Linked DNA regions of Mus musculus: region 1 is linked to region 2. Evidence: chromatin contacts called from ENCODE Hi-C or POLR2A ChIA-PET data. All regions are on one chromosome and are shown on one strand. The core of a region is the stretch at or near the end of the contact, and the rest is flanking DNA. Distances in the headings are between cores, read along the strand shown. Region 1 holds the start of Map4k1 (mitogen-activated protein kinase kinase kinase kinase 1). Region 2 overlaps Actn4 (actinin alpha 4).

The links. A loop is a pair of places that touch in the nucleus more often than their neighbours do. ChIA-PET counts read pairs that join two places held with the same protein, here RNA polymerase II (POLR2A).
Region 1: POLR2A ChIA-PET joins it to region 2 with 10 read pairs in embryonic stem cell. The contact joins the promoter of Map4k1 here to the enhancer-like site in region 2. A Hi-C loop is called at or near these places in 5 of 37 maps with a recorded cell type or tissue (all heart). POLR2A ChIA-PET finds 5 or more read pairs at or near these places in 5 of 5 experiments (Patski and embryonic stem cell).

What each region holds. Positions count from the first base shown.
Region 1 is chr7:28,980,172-28,986,281 of GRCm38, reverse strand. Map4k1 (mitogen-activated protein kinase kinase kinase kinase 1) reads right to left here and starts at 3,428. Exons shown (of 32, transcript NM_008279.2): 1 at 3,228-3,428; 2 at 3,010-3,067; 3 at 2,802-2,892; 4 at 2,135-2,199. The coding sequence starts at 3,326. It overlaps Eif3k (eukaryotic translation initiation factor 3, subunit K), which reads left to right and starts at 4,394. Exons shown (of 8, transcript NM_028659.3): 1 at 4,394-4,608; 2 at 5,740-5,838. The coding sequence starts at 4,550.
Region 2 is chr7:28,936,020-28,942,884 of GRCm38, reverse strand. The region is part of intron 1 of Actn4 (actinin alpha 4); the gene reads left to right. Among named protein-coding and RNA genes, the nearest start is that of Gm51446, 3.5 kb to the left of the region's middle. Within about 2 kb of position 4,089, at least 1 of the 3 ENCODE cell types and tissues checked has a DNase peak (open chromatin) inside an H3K27ac peak, as active enhancers do; it is heart, where a contact is called at or near this core.

The sequences.
Region 1 (6,110 bases), core at 2,179-4,678, 44 kb before region 2:
GGACAACAGTTAACTCAGCAAATCATTACAATAGTCCTACTCTGTGCCAGGTCCTGGAGACACAGCTACAAACAAGATAGTCACACCAAAAGGCTGGGGGCATGGTTCAGGAGGAAAGCATTTGCCTGAAATCCTCCAGTGAGGGGCTGGGGGCGTGGCTCAACAATAGAGTCCTTGACTAGCATGTGAAAATCTCCAGGTTTCAGTACTAGCACATGCACCTGCAAACACACACACACACACACACACACACACACACACACACACACAAAGATAAATCCCTGCTTTCATGGAGAAAACACGGGAATATATTATTTCAAGAGAAATAATATATAAGACGGAAAGGCTAGAGGAATATCTCAGTGCTGGACCTCTTGCCTGTTATTTCAAAAACAAGAAATAACGAAAAACATATAACATAAGGTGTTAATAAGCTAGTAGTTAGAAAGAAGAAACAGAGCCAGAAACAACAGGAAATATGTGTGGGAAGGGCTATGACATTTGACACATGCTGGTCAGCAAGGCTACCATAAGAAGCCAAAGCGGGGGTGTGATGGGTCCCGCTCTGCAGGAGAAAAGGAGCAAGGGCAGCTTCTCATGGAGGACGATGGGAGACGAGGGAGTCTCTGCATGGGGTGATGTGAGGGCAGGCAAGATGAGCAATGGCGAAGATACAGAGACAGGCAGCAGCAGACAGACAGACCCAGTGTCAGGCAGAGAAAGAGATGAGCAGAGACCCAATGCAGGGAGATAGACGTATTTTAGAAGACAAGCGGGGTTAGTGAAGAGACAAGAGAAAGATAGGACAGAGGGTGTCGGGCAGAGACCAGGGCTTACACAATGACTGGGTGAGTCACTTCCTGCCTATCGGCCTCAGTTTCCCGTTCTGGGGGAGGTTCTGTGTTGCCCGGATGGAAGCTGGAACCTGGATCCATCCTACCAGGCAGGCATTCTACCACTGAGCTAAAGGGAGACCTTTTCAGACAATTTGAAATCGTGGGTAGGGGGAGTTAGAGAGAGTAAGACAGGTGAACACCACAACTGTAGAAAAGGCTGAGGTGTAGGGCCTGGTGGCAGAAGACGGGCCGTTCAGTAGCTAGAAGACTAGCTACTGAAAAGGCTAAGGCAGAGAGACTGCAAGTTCAAGGCCGGCCTGCCACAAAATAATAAGTAAAAAGAGGGCTGGGGAGCATCTACGAGAAATTGAAGGGATGTGTTAAGAATACATTGTCAGAGCTGGGCGTGGTGGCGCACACCTTTAATCCCAGCACTTGGAAGGCAGAGGCAGGCAGATTTCTGAGTTCGAAGCCAGCCTGGTCTACAAAGTGAGTTCCCAGGACAGCCAGGGCTATACAGAGAAACCCTGTCTCAAAAAAAAAAAAAAAAAAAAAACATTGTCTACCTATAATTCTTAAAGAATAGATAAATTAATTTAAATTAAACCCTCAAAGAATAAAGTCATTAATTAAAAAAAAAAGAGGTAGGTGTTAGGGATACAGCTCAGAGTGGTTGCCTAGCAAACGTAAGACTCTAGGTTCAAAACTCACTATAGCAAAAAAAAAAAAAAAAAAAAAAAAAAAAAAAAAAAAAAAAGTGTGTGTGTGTGTGTGAAAGAGAGAGAGAGAGACTCAGAAGGGATGACAGGCCTATGGGACTCCTACCCTCAAATTTCCCTGAAAGGTGGACTGCAGGCTAGACCCAGAAATTTACTGACTGCCTACCTGAAAATCTGAACAACTAATCTGAGTTGGAGAATGCAGAAATAGGCCAGGCATGGTAGCAAATGCCTTGAATATCAACACCAGGGGTGATAGTGAGAAGCCCATCTCAAAAAAGAAGAAAAAAAGAAAATGCAAAACTGCCCCAACCCAGGAATAATTTTTGGCAAGAAAATATAGACATCCAGACAAAGATAGAGACATGGAAGTGAAGGGGATTATTGCCCAGGAAAAGACAGGCAAGACCCACAGGTGCTGGAGGGCAGGGCCATCATGGGATCCCCAGCAACAGCCAAGTGCACGGGCTGATGGTATGGTGTAGACTGGGAAGTCAGCTTCCAGGATACAAGCACAGAGAGAGACAGGAGAGGTGGACTGGTGGTGGAAGGGGGCCTCTGTCCCCTTGTCCTTCTAACCTTGGTAGATGTCCTGGAGAGAACCAGCTCCACAGAATTCCATGCAGATCCACAGCTTCTGCAGCCTATAGGGCGTCAAGAGAGCAGGGATTACAATGGTAGTGAGACCTCCCGGGGCTATCTCACTCCCCCGCCCACCACACAGTGTCCTGTTCCCATGACAGCAGAGGCTGAGGATAGCCAGGAAGTGTGTATTCCAGAGCAATTTTTAGGTCTTTGGGTTCCAACCCAAGAGCACCCCACTGCCACCCCAAGGTAATTTAGGGGACAGGGCAGAGAACCCATGGCGAAGCAGACAAGACAAAGAATCCCGGGTTTGAGGAAAAGATGCCATTATTGAGGCAGCTGAGATATTATCTTGGGAGCCAAGAAATTTGAGAGCTCAAATTAAAGAAGCAGAATAAAAATGGGTGATGCAGGGAGCAGACTAGTGAGAGATTTGATTACAACAACGAGGAGGGTTCTAGATTAGCCCTTAAAAATTAGCAGGCACTCAGTAAGAAAGGCAGAATTTCAGATTGGGAATCAGACTGGGATGCCCCAATTAAAAGTGAAAGTCCTCAGGTTGGAAGTCAAGTTAGGGTATCTGGGTCACAAATGGTAGTTTAGGAGTGGAGACCTGGTCAGAGTTAAGGGGCTGGGGTTGGGGGATGGGCTAAGACATCACCAGAGGTAACTGCCATGGTAAGCCACGATGTTGGCGTGCCGGCAAGTTTTCAGCATGAGAATCTCCTTCTGAAGGGTGGCGACGTCATCATCTGTGGGGAGGGGCCGGAGAGCGAAGGTGGGCTACAAGCGGGGGCTTACAGAAATGTCCCTGTATCCCAGGAAGGAAAGGGCGGGGATGGGGAAGAAGTTTCTGGGGGTGCTCTCACCAGGCTCCATCTTCACCATCTTCAAAGCCACCAGGTCCTTAGACACCTTGTCGCGAGCCTTGTAAAGGGGAAGTTGGTCATCAGGCAGACTCCATAGCTTGCCATCCTCAGCATCTCTGAACCAAGGCCAAGGCCTGGCATTCTCTTACACTCCTGCTTGCCAGCCTCTCCCCAACTATCCCAGGGTTGTGGTGGAGGAGACAGAAGGGCTTTCTCACCTTGAATACTTCTCCATAAGTTCCACCACCCAGTCGTTGCAGTAGATCATAGTGTTCTCGAGGGTCCTTATTAAAAATGTCGGGGTCCACAAGGGCCATTCCTGGAGGCCGGGGCTGGGCCAGTGCCCAGGGGGCCAACAGGGCCTCAGGGTTCAAGCTTTGGTATTACCTTCTGTCTCCACACAAGTCCTGGGCCCGCCTTGACTCTGTGGGCTGTGGCCTTCCCCCTCCCCACTCTCGCTTCCTGCCCCAGCTGCAGGGCTGTGCAGAGGGCTGCACAGAGGGCTCCACCCCCGTCCCCTGGGTTCTGAGAGTTTGATCGCCTTGGGACCCATGGGACTCCCCTTTACCCACTGAAGGACACTATGTAAATAAGATGCAAAAGTTCTTAAATGCAACCTGGGGCTGACCTAGCACCCTCTCCCCAACACTCTATTTTGGGAGGAGTCATAGGTTACGGTTGAACCTCTGCTGGGTTCTTGAAGATCTGGAATCAAGCCAGAGGTTGCAGGTCTGCACAAAGCTGGCTAGGTTTCACAGAAGACCTGTTTACTCGTGACACATGCATGTGACTTAAGTGACAGCTGAGCTCAGGGCACCTGCCCGCATGGCACATGTCTGTGCAACGCTTCAAACGTGTAGGGAATCTGTGGCAGACGTGGAACACTTGTTAGTAGCCCCTACGCAGAGCCGATGGAGACTACAGGTGTCTTTTGCCTTCCCGGCCTCCTAACAGCACTGTAGCAGTACGGAACCGAGTGGGGACCAGCGAGGAAGTGAAGATACATACAAGATGCTGTCTCAGGCACCCAAGTCGGAGACAAGAAGGGCTTCAGAGAGCATCTCCCACCCGACTAAACTCAAAGAAAAGGAAACAGCAACCCTTCACGGGGCTAAACGCTTAAGGCTACGCATGCGTAGAGAAAATAAAGTCTCCTTTCCCCGTACAACTCCAGCGCACGCGCGTCAGAAGCTTAAGTACTAAGTTTGCGCGGCCCGGGAAAAGCTTAGCCCGCCTCCTGGCGCCTGCGTAGTAAGGCAGACTAAACCTTTTCTCACGCTATTGGTCTCTTTTAAGTGAGCTCATTGCGCATGCGCAAGTTACAACTGCTGGAAGGAAATCACGTGGTAGACAAAAAAAAAAAAAAAAAAAAACAACCGGCGCTGGTGCTGAAAGCGCCTTTCCCTTTGCCTTCCTTGTAGGAGCTGGAGGGAGGGTGTGACGCAGGTTCCGCTTCCTACACCTCTCTTCCGGTCCTCTAGTGCTAAGCACCGTGCCTGGTGTTCGACTCCAGCTGAGGCTGCCGAAGGCAACAGTGATCATGGCGATGTTTGAGCAGATGAGAGCGAACGTGGGCAAGTTGCTCAAGGGTATCGACAGGTCTGAATTCCGCTGAAGGGCGCTCTCTGGCCAAGCGGGGTGGAGAAGACGGGGAGCCAGCCAGGGGTGGCCAGGGCTCCACGCTCCTCCAGAGATGGAGTTTCTCCAAGTTTCTCTCCGTCCCTCAACTTTACCTTTTCTGCTGCCACAGACTCCCGGTGTCTTTTAGTCTCTTCCTTCTCTGTCCTTGTGGACCATCCTACATAGTGTTTTCTGATGTCTATTTGGCCAGTGGGGACCGGAGGTGATGGAAACGGGAACCGGTCCTGCGTTCCTGGACTTAGGTTCCCATTCCATCCTGGCGACAACCCCATTCAGCAGATAGTGACAATAAGGAGCGATCAGGGCCTGGTCAGGTCAAGCCACGTATTGAGATAGGCAGGAGAGGATGGAACTGGGTCAGAACGGGATCGAAGAGAAGGTGTTCAGGAAAACATACGGGCTGCAGAGACTGACTGAGGTTGGAGGCATCCTAGACATGACCAGGGGCTCAAGTAGGGCTAGCTAGAGGCCCATGTTAGGAAAAACATTTACTGGATGTTGTACAGTTAATTGATCAGCTATCTGGGTAGTTCCAGTGGGTGGGACTAACTTATTTATTTTAAGATCGAATGAATGTAATAAAGCTTCCTACAGATTTATTTAAAAAGAAAATAGCAAAGTGAGGAATATCCCATGGCCAGAATAAAAGCTGTAGGAAGAAGAGAGTGATTTCAGGTTAACAAATTACAGTGGTCCCTAAGGACTAGCCTCTGTTCTTCTCTTTGTTTACTCATGTCTGTCTGTGTAGTTATCTCCCTATCTTCCCCCCCCCTTTTTTTGTTTGTTTGTTTGTTTGTTTTTTGAGACAGGGTTTCTCTGTGTAGCCCTGGCTGTCCTGGAACTCACTCTGTAGACTAGGCTGGTCTCGAACTCAGAAATCCGCCTGCCTCTGCCTCCCAAGTGCTGGGACTAAAGGCGTGCGCCACCACTGCTCGGCTCCCTTTTTCCTTTTGAGACAGGTTTTCACTATTAATTGCAGACTAGCTTCAAACTTGCAATCCTCCTGTCCTGCCTCAGCCTCCTAGGTGCTGGGATGAAAGGCATGTAACCACTGTGCCAGGCTGTTCACCCATCTTGATGCTCTTCCAGGTACAATCCTGAGAACTTGGCTACCCTGGAGCGATATGTGGAGACACAAGCCAAAGAGAATGCCTATGATCTGGAGGCCAACCTGGCCGTCCTGAAACTGTGAGTGTCTGTCCCCACCCTCATACGAACAGCTGCCTAGCAGGAAGCCACTCTGGAGAGGGAACCTGGTGCAGAGGGGCCTGGGGCAAGCTGCAAGATGGGACTTCTCTTCGGTGTTTTAGAAGGTCAGATTAGGAGTTTTTGTTTTGTTTTTGTCTTTTTTATTTTATTTTATTTATTTATTTATTTATTTATTTATTATATGTAAGTACATTCAGACACTCCAGAAGAGGGCATCAGATTTTGTTAAGGATGGTTGTGAGCCACCACGT
Region 2 (6,865 bases), core at 2,840-5,339:
CTCTACCCTCAGTCCCTTTCCAAAGGCAGGACAGGTGTGTTTCCATCTTGGATGTGGCCATTCAGTGGGTAGGCCAGTCCTTTGGGCCACTGTTATGGGAATAGATGTGAGTTCTTTGGGGGATGAGGGACAGTGATCCTAGATTATATATATTAGGACAGGTGACCCACAAAAGTGTGGAATGGCTTTTGCAGCTCCAGGTAACCCTCACTGATTGCTGCCAGGTGAGAATACATGGGTCCTAAAATGTCATTTTCCAAGAGGCTGAAATTTTAGTTTCTAGGACAGCTGTCTGTCTGTCTGTCTGTCCGTCCGTCCGTCCGTCCATCCATCCATCCATCCATCCATCCATCCATCCATCCATCCATCCATCTATCTATCTATCTATCATTTTTCTCTGAAGCTGGCCTAGACCAGGCTGGCCTTGAACTCAGAGATCTGCTTTCCTCTGCCTATGATTAAATAATAAATAAATAGTAAGTTAAAAAATAATGTTGGGATTAAAGATGTGCACCTCCCCCACTGCTGACCTAATTTAATTCTTTTGGGGGGGGGGGTTTGAGACAGGGCTTCTCTGTGTAGCCCTGGCTGTCCTGGAACTCACTTTGTAGACCAGGCTGACTTCGAACTCAGAAATCCGCCTGCCTCTGCCTCCTGAGTGCTGGGATTAAAGGCGTGCGCCAGCATGTCCGGCTCTAATTTAACTCTTAAACCAAACAGTGAAGCACACAGGAGTGTAGTGTAGACCTGAAACCACAGGAGTGTTCTGTAGACTGTTTGCCACCACCTGCCACCTGCTTCCCGCACTTGGCCCCGCTGTTGCCTCTCCTTTACTGTTTTTCCTCCTATGAACTGCTGTTTCAGAATCCTGTTAGCGGAGGGAAAGAACCCATTCCTTAGTAGCTGCTCTGATAAAAAGGTGAGGGTGGAAATGGCCAGCCTTTCAGTCCATTACCTCAGGTAATTGATGTGGATTCTCAAGCTTGTGTCTGCTTCTCTCACGCAAATACACATGTCCTGTGGGAAGTATTTCTGTTTGCTTGTCCAGAAGAGCCTAAAGTACTTAGATGTGCACACACAGGCAGCTGTGTGCACCCACAGTAGCCTGGGGAGCAGGCTTCACACAGCCTGCCAGTTCAAAGTCCACACAGAAGTGTCGTGGGCAGGGGTGCTTGTTTAGAATTGACTCTTTAACTCTGACCTGGGAGATGCTGACAGTCCCTGTTTGGGAAGGAACTAGAACACTGTGCTTCCTACTGTTGAGAGTTGGTAAGCCTCGGGAAAGCAGGATACAGTAGGCACTCAGATGTGGTGACGCTTGATAAAGAATGGACATGAACCCTGAGAAATCAGGCTTTTCTAAATTGAATCCTGTGTAATTCTGTTATTAGCCCCACTGTCTTCACACTTTGTTGAACTGCCTGTGAAAAGCCAGGAAATGTCTCCATCAAGGCAAAGCCCTCAACTTTTGACTTTTTTTGGGCTCTGTTGCCTTTGAGTTGGTGAGTATTTCCTGATTCGATTGTTTTCTCAGGCTGGCCTTGAGTCCTTAAATGTTCTTTGTGTGCCTAGAAATAGCTAGAGGAAAAATGGTTGCAATGCTTTGCATTGCTCACCACTTCCGTGTGCACGGAAACTGCCTGAGGAGAGGGCTGTGCATCCAGAAAAATGTGGACACAGAGAGGGACTTCATTAGCCACTGGCCTGCCTTATAATCCTATGAAGAGAACATTTCTATCCCCATGTATTCGCAGCCCAGGGAACATCAGGGTAGGGACTAACATACAGGGGCTTCCTGTAGTGGCCTTCGATGCCACTGTGGATCACATAGCAGTATTATGTGAGGTTTTAGAGGGTTTTTTGTTTATTTTGACAAGAGTCTCAATACCCCTGGCTGGCCTGGAAATTGCTACGTAGACCAGGCTGGATTCAGATTTTATATCCTCCTGCCTTAGCTTCCTGGGTGCCAGGGTTCCAGCCATACACTCACCACACCAAGTTTTATAAGGGTTTGTGCCCTCTACCCCCAACGTATCCTTTTTGGTGGATTTGGAATGAATGGAAAAAGGATGGCAGTGAATCGGAGCAGAGTGTAAGAAGCCATCTTACCAGCTTCAGATTTTTTTGTTCTGTTTTGTTTGTTAAAGTGGTAGGAACAAAGTAGGCCTCCTGTCCTTGTGGAGCTAACGATGCAACCCAGCACACAACTCTCAGATAATGAAGTGTTTCAAGGTGTGCTCTTTCTGAGGTGAAATAGGCTGGGAAGGAGCGACCTGGAGAGGCATTTGAGAGGTGAGAAATCGGCCACATGTCTAGGGGCCAGGAAGATAGGCCCTCGTGAGACAACATTGTCCACAAACATTTAGTCAATGTTTTAGACACTGAGTACACAGCATCGAAAAGTCCAGGGCCAGCCCTGCCCTTGAGGCTCCCAGGCAAGAGGGACATCTCAGAAACTGTGTCATCTGATGCTGGTACAGATGGCACACCAGCATTCCTTCAGCTTAGCCTCACATGCACTCGGCATTGATAAACAGCCTTGGGGATAAGGGGACCTGGCTTGCCTTAGGCCACCTAGCCTGTGAACAGCAGAGCTGAGAACCAAATAGGGCTTTCCCCCTTTTTGGCTATTCTAGCAGGATGGAGCAGTTGGTCTCCTGGTGAGGCTTGGGATTCAAGCATGAGATGGCATCCTGTCCAGAGGATGGGGTGTGGTGAGGAGAGAGTTGGAGAAATCTCTGGTTTCATAGCCCACCTCTCTGTTCCCTGGACCCTTAGGAGAGAGGCATTTGGCTAAAGATTGTGTTGGGGAACCTGATTAAGTAGTGGGGAGTAGAGAGTTGAGCGAGGCCTTCTGAAGTTGGCTGCCTATATATGGCTTGGTCTGGAGGAGCAGGTGACGGTAGTGGGAGTTGTTTTCTGTGCTGCTAGTGGGAGGTGCCCAGTAACATTCCTTTGTAGACAAGCACAAACTAGATAGCTTTGAAATTGAAGGTTTGAAACCAGCCAAAGAATTAATCCTGGTCTGAGATTCGCACGATGAGAGTACAGCCAACCTGGATTGGGTGTGGTTTTCTTGACTGTTGCTTTTTAATAAGCCCAGAAATAACTTTTGAGAAGGAGGATCTGTGTGAGCATCTCGATGCGTTCTTGAGAGCTGACCTGGGAGCCTCCAGCTATCTGAAGGGCTCTAGTCCATGTTGTAACACAAGCACTTTGGCTAATGAGGTGTCGGGCAGAGGTTCCCTGGTGAAGGTTCAGCTGAGTGAGCCCAGTGAGGGCACCACATTGCCTCCTCCCCCAGAGGCCTGGCCACAGGGCTCATACACTTGTGAGCCTCTTTCCTGGGACCCATGTGCTCAGGTTGTGAGTACTACCATACTCTTGAGCTTGGTTTCCAGGGATTCAGGCTACAAGCTGGAGTATACCAGAGGCTCTCTGCCTGCCTAGGGGACTTCAGGCAAAGAAGCCTCAGTTTTCTTATTTACAAAATCATGGCCAAGAGTCTCCACCCCAGAGTGGTCAGGATTTAGAGAGATGGCATCTTTATGGGGTTGGATGTGGGGGGCGGGGGGCGGGGGGGCTTTGAAGAGAGTTCCATGGTGTCATATTAGAAGCCGGCTCTTTATGGAAGACTGAGCTGCAGTCAGCTCAGCTGCCAGATAGTAAGCATGTCTTCCTCATACCATCTCAGAGGTGATAGTGGATAGAGCTGAACAGAGGCAAGGGGTAGGTAGCAGTGTCTTTGCAGTGGGCTTAGAGGGGGCTACAGAGCCCACAAATCTCCCTAAGCATATGTTGAGCACATGCATCATGCAGAATGCTGCATGTATGTAGCCTCTAGACCAGATATTAGGAGGTACACAGACAGCTTTGCTCTGCTATAGACAGGCCCAGAAAAGCACAAGTTGTAGCTTTTCCTCCCAGGAAGCCCGAGGGGGGTGGGGGGCGGGGGCGAGGAACAGTTCTGAAACAGCTTCTTTGTCCCATTGTAAGAGCACAGCCAAGCGGTCAGGTCCTTGCACCAGTTGGAAGTAGTTTGGCCCAAGCATTGCCTTGGGCTCTCTGAGCTGTTGTCATAGGGCTGAGCATCATCCTGCTTGGCTTGCTCCTAGGTATCTTTGTTCCCATGATGGGGCCCTGTGGCATGTGCTTTGTCCACTAGACTTTCCAGTCACATCCACATTTCCCAGATACAGTCATGTTCTCTCTTGCCTGGTGCCTTCACAAGGGCCTCAGTGCTAGCCTCTTTTTTTGTTTGTTTGTTTTGGTTTTTTTTGGTTTGGTTTGGTTTGGTTTTTTTGTTTTTTGTTTTTTTGTTGTTGTTTTTTTCGAGACAGGGTTTCTCTGTGTAGCCCTGGCTGTCCTGGAACTCACTCTGTAGACCAGGCTGGCCTGAAACTCAGAAATCCGCCTGCCTCTGCCTCCCAAGTGCTGGGATTAAAGGCATGCGCCACCATGCCCGGCCGCTAGCCTCTTTCCATTTCCATTCTTTAGATCTTATTTTTCACTGTCCTACTTGTTACACACACACACACAAACACACCCTGTACATTGGTGTTCTGCCTGCATGTGTGTCAGAGGACATCAGATCCTCTGGAACTGGAGAGTTACAGACAGTTGTGAGCTTTTGTGTTTGTTGGGAATTGAAACCAGGTACTATGGAAGAACACCCAATGCCCTTAAAATGGCCCAGCCATCTCTCTGCCTTCCTTCCTTCCTTTGTTTTGAGACAGGGTTTCTCTGTAGTCCTGGCTGTATTGGAATTTGCTTTGTAGACCAGGCTGGCCTTGAACTCAGGCCTATTTCTGTCTCCTGAGTGCTGGAATTAAAGGTATGTGCCACCATTCCTGGCTTTACCTCTTTTTCTAAATATTTAGTAGTAGTAGTAGTAGTAGTAGTAGTAGTAGTAGTAGTAGTATTCACACGTGTGTATGATGTGCGTGAGGTTGCAGCCACAGGCATGGAGGCCAGAGGGCAGCTTTCAGGAGTTAGTACTCCTATTGTGGGTTCCAGGGACTGACCTCACTGTGGGCAAGCCATCTTATCTTGTACTTCTTTTTTTTAACTCCAGCCACGCTATGCTCTCTGTCCTCCATAAGATTGTGAGCATCTCAAAAGCAGAGACACTGATTTGTTCACTGCTGTGGCCCTAGCATGTGGTTTGACACACATGCTCAGTAAGTAAATGTTAAGTAGATGGAAAATAACCACCAAACAGGTGGAGTGGACTGCTGTCTGACCTCCCCCCTTAGAATGGCCATTCGGTATGGTGTTTAAGGGTGGAAATTGATCTAACCTTGGCCTGCCCTCTGAGAAAGAGGTTCTTACCTGCTGGGCCCAGCTCACACCTACAAGCCTGCTATGATACATTTGAAAGCCATCCTCTTGTTCAGCTGTACGCTATAAAAGTCCTAAGAAGACCTCTCTGGGACATTTCTAGACCCAGCATGGCAGCCAGCTGTTCTTACAGAGTTCTGCATGAGTGTCTTGCCAGTCGGGAGACAAGCAGTATGCTTTCCCAGTAGGCAGAGGAAGAAGCCGTTACTTTTCATCTAGAGGGATAGGATCTTGTCCAGGTTGGTGCATATATCCTCTGAGAGTCCAAGGAGAAGGGATACTTGGATGAGGGTGTCAGAAGGTCCTGTCCTCAGACCTTTCTTTGCTGCTGCTGTTCCTTTGAAACTTTTTCCTTTGATACCAACATTGCTGCCTCTAAGTAAAATTAACATACGTAGCCAGAGAGAATAAAGTGTTTTGTTCTTAGGGACAGCTAAAAACTGTTAAAGCATAGTCCTGTTGTGAGCTGGCTAGCCACCTTCCTGAAACCTGGCTTCCAGTGCCCCAAGTTGCGGGACCCCACCCAGCCTTGCGATGTGTAGCACAGGAAAGGAGGAGCAAGCAGTCTGTGTTTGCTGACCATTGTTATTTATGAGACATTGGCAGGGAAGCTGGTGCCGTGGAAAATGTAGAGAAAGATAGAGGCCACATGGTGTGGCCAAGCAGAATCTGATAGCTCCTCATCTCTCTGGGCCATGGAACCCAAAGGCACACAGCTGCTCCCTTTTCTTTCTCTGCTGTCTAGCTTGGGTTGGGGCTTTGTTCCCCGTGTCCCTCTACACCTTCTTCACAGGCAGTAGTGACCCATTCCCTGGGAACTAGCTGCTCTTGTTCCCAGCCTTTTGCTCTGTTCCCAGCCCTTGCCCCTGGGGCTTTCACTGTTTGGGAGACAAAACCTGAGACTGTTTCTCCCTTTAAATGCAACCTTGCTCTGCAGGAGAGGGAAAGAAAGAGGTGGCTTGTTTTGTGACCATGGTGGGTGTGCTCCAGTCTGTCTTTGCAAAGGGCACAGCCTTACCCTAGCATCCTTTGCTGGGTAATGAATGCCAGGAGGAGAACACAGGGAGTTCAGTGTGGATTTGAAGTTGGAGTGTGGGCTGTGAATGTCCACCTGGCTGCGTTTGATTCTTCCTCTTTTAAGACAGTGCACTGGAGCCACAAGCTGGGTTAAATCTGGGGAAGAGTCCTGCACTTAGATATTGGCTTTGGCGTACTTTTAAACTATAAACCTTCACCAGTGGAGCCAGTCACTGCACTTCCTGAGTGCCTCCTTAGTTCCCAGTGTCTACCAAGGCTGCCTACTCCATCAGAGAAGTGTCTGCAGCCCTTCATCAGGCATCCAGAACACAGGCCAATGTCCCAACCTTGCTGTCCTCAACTTCTCTGCAGTATAGGAGACGTAAAGACTACACATGCACGTGCACACACATACACATGCTGATCTTTGGAATAGTTATCCAAGTGGAGAAACAGTCGCATGCCAGCACCAGTGATTATCAGTGTTTGCCAGATTCTACATCTCTAC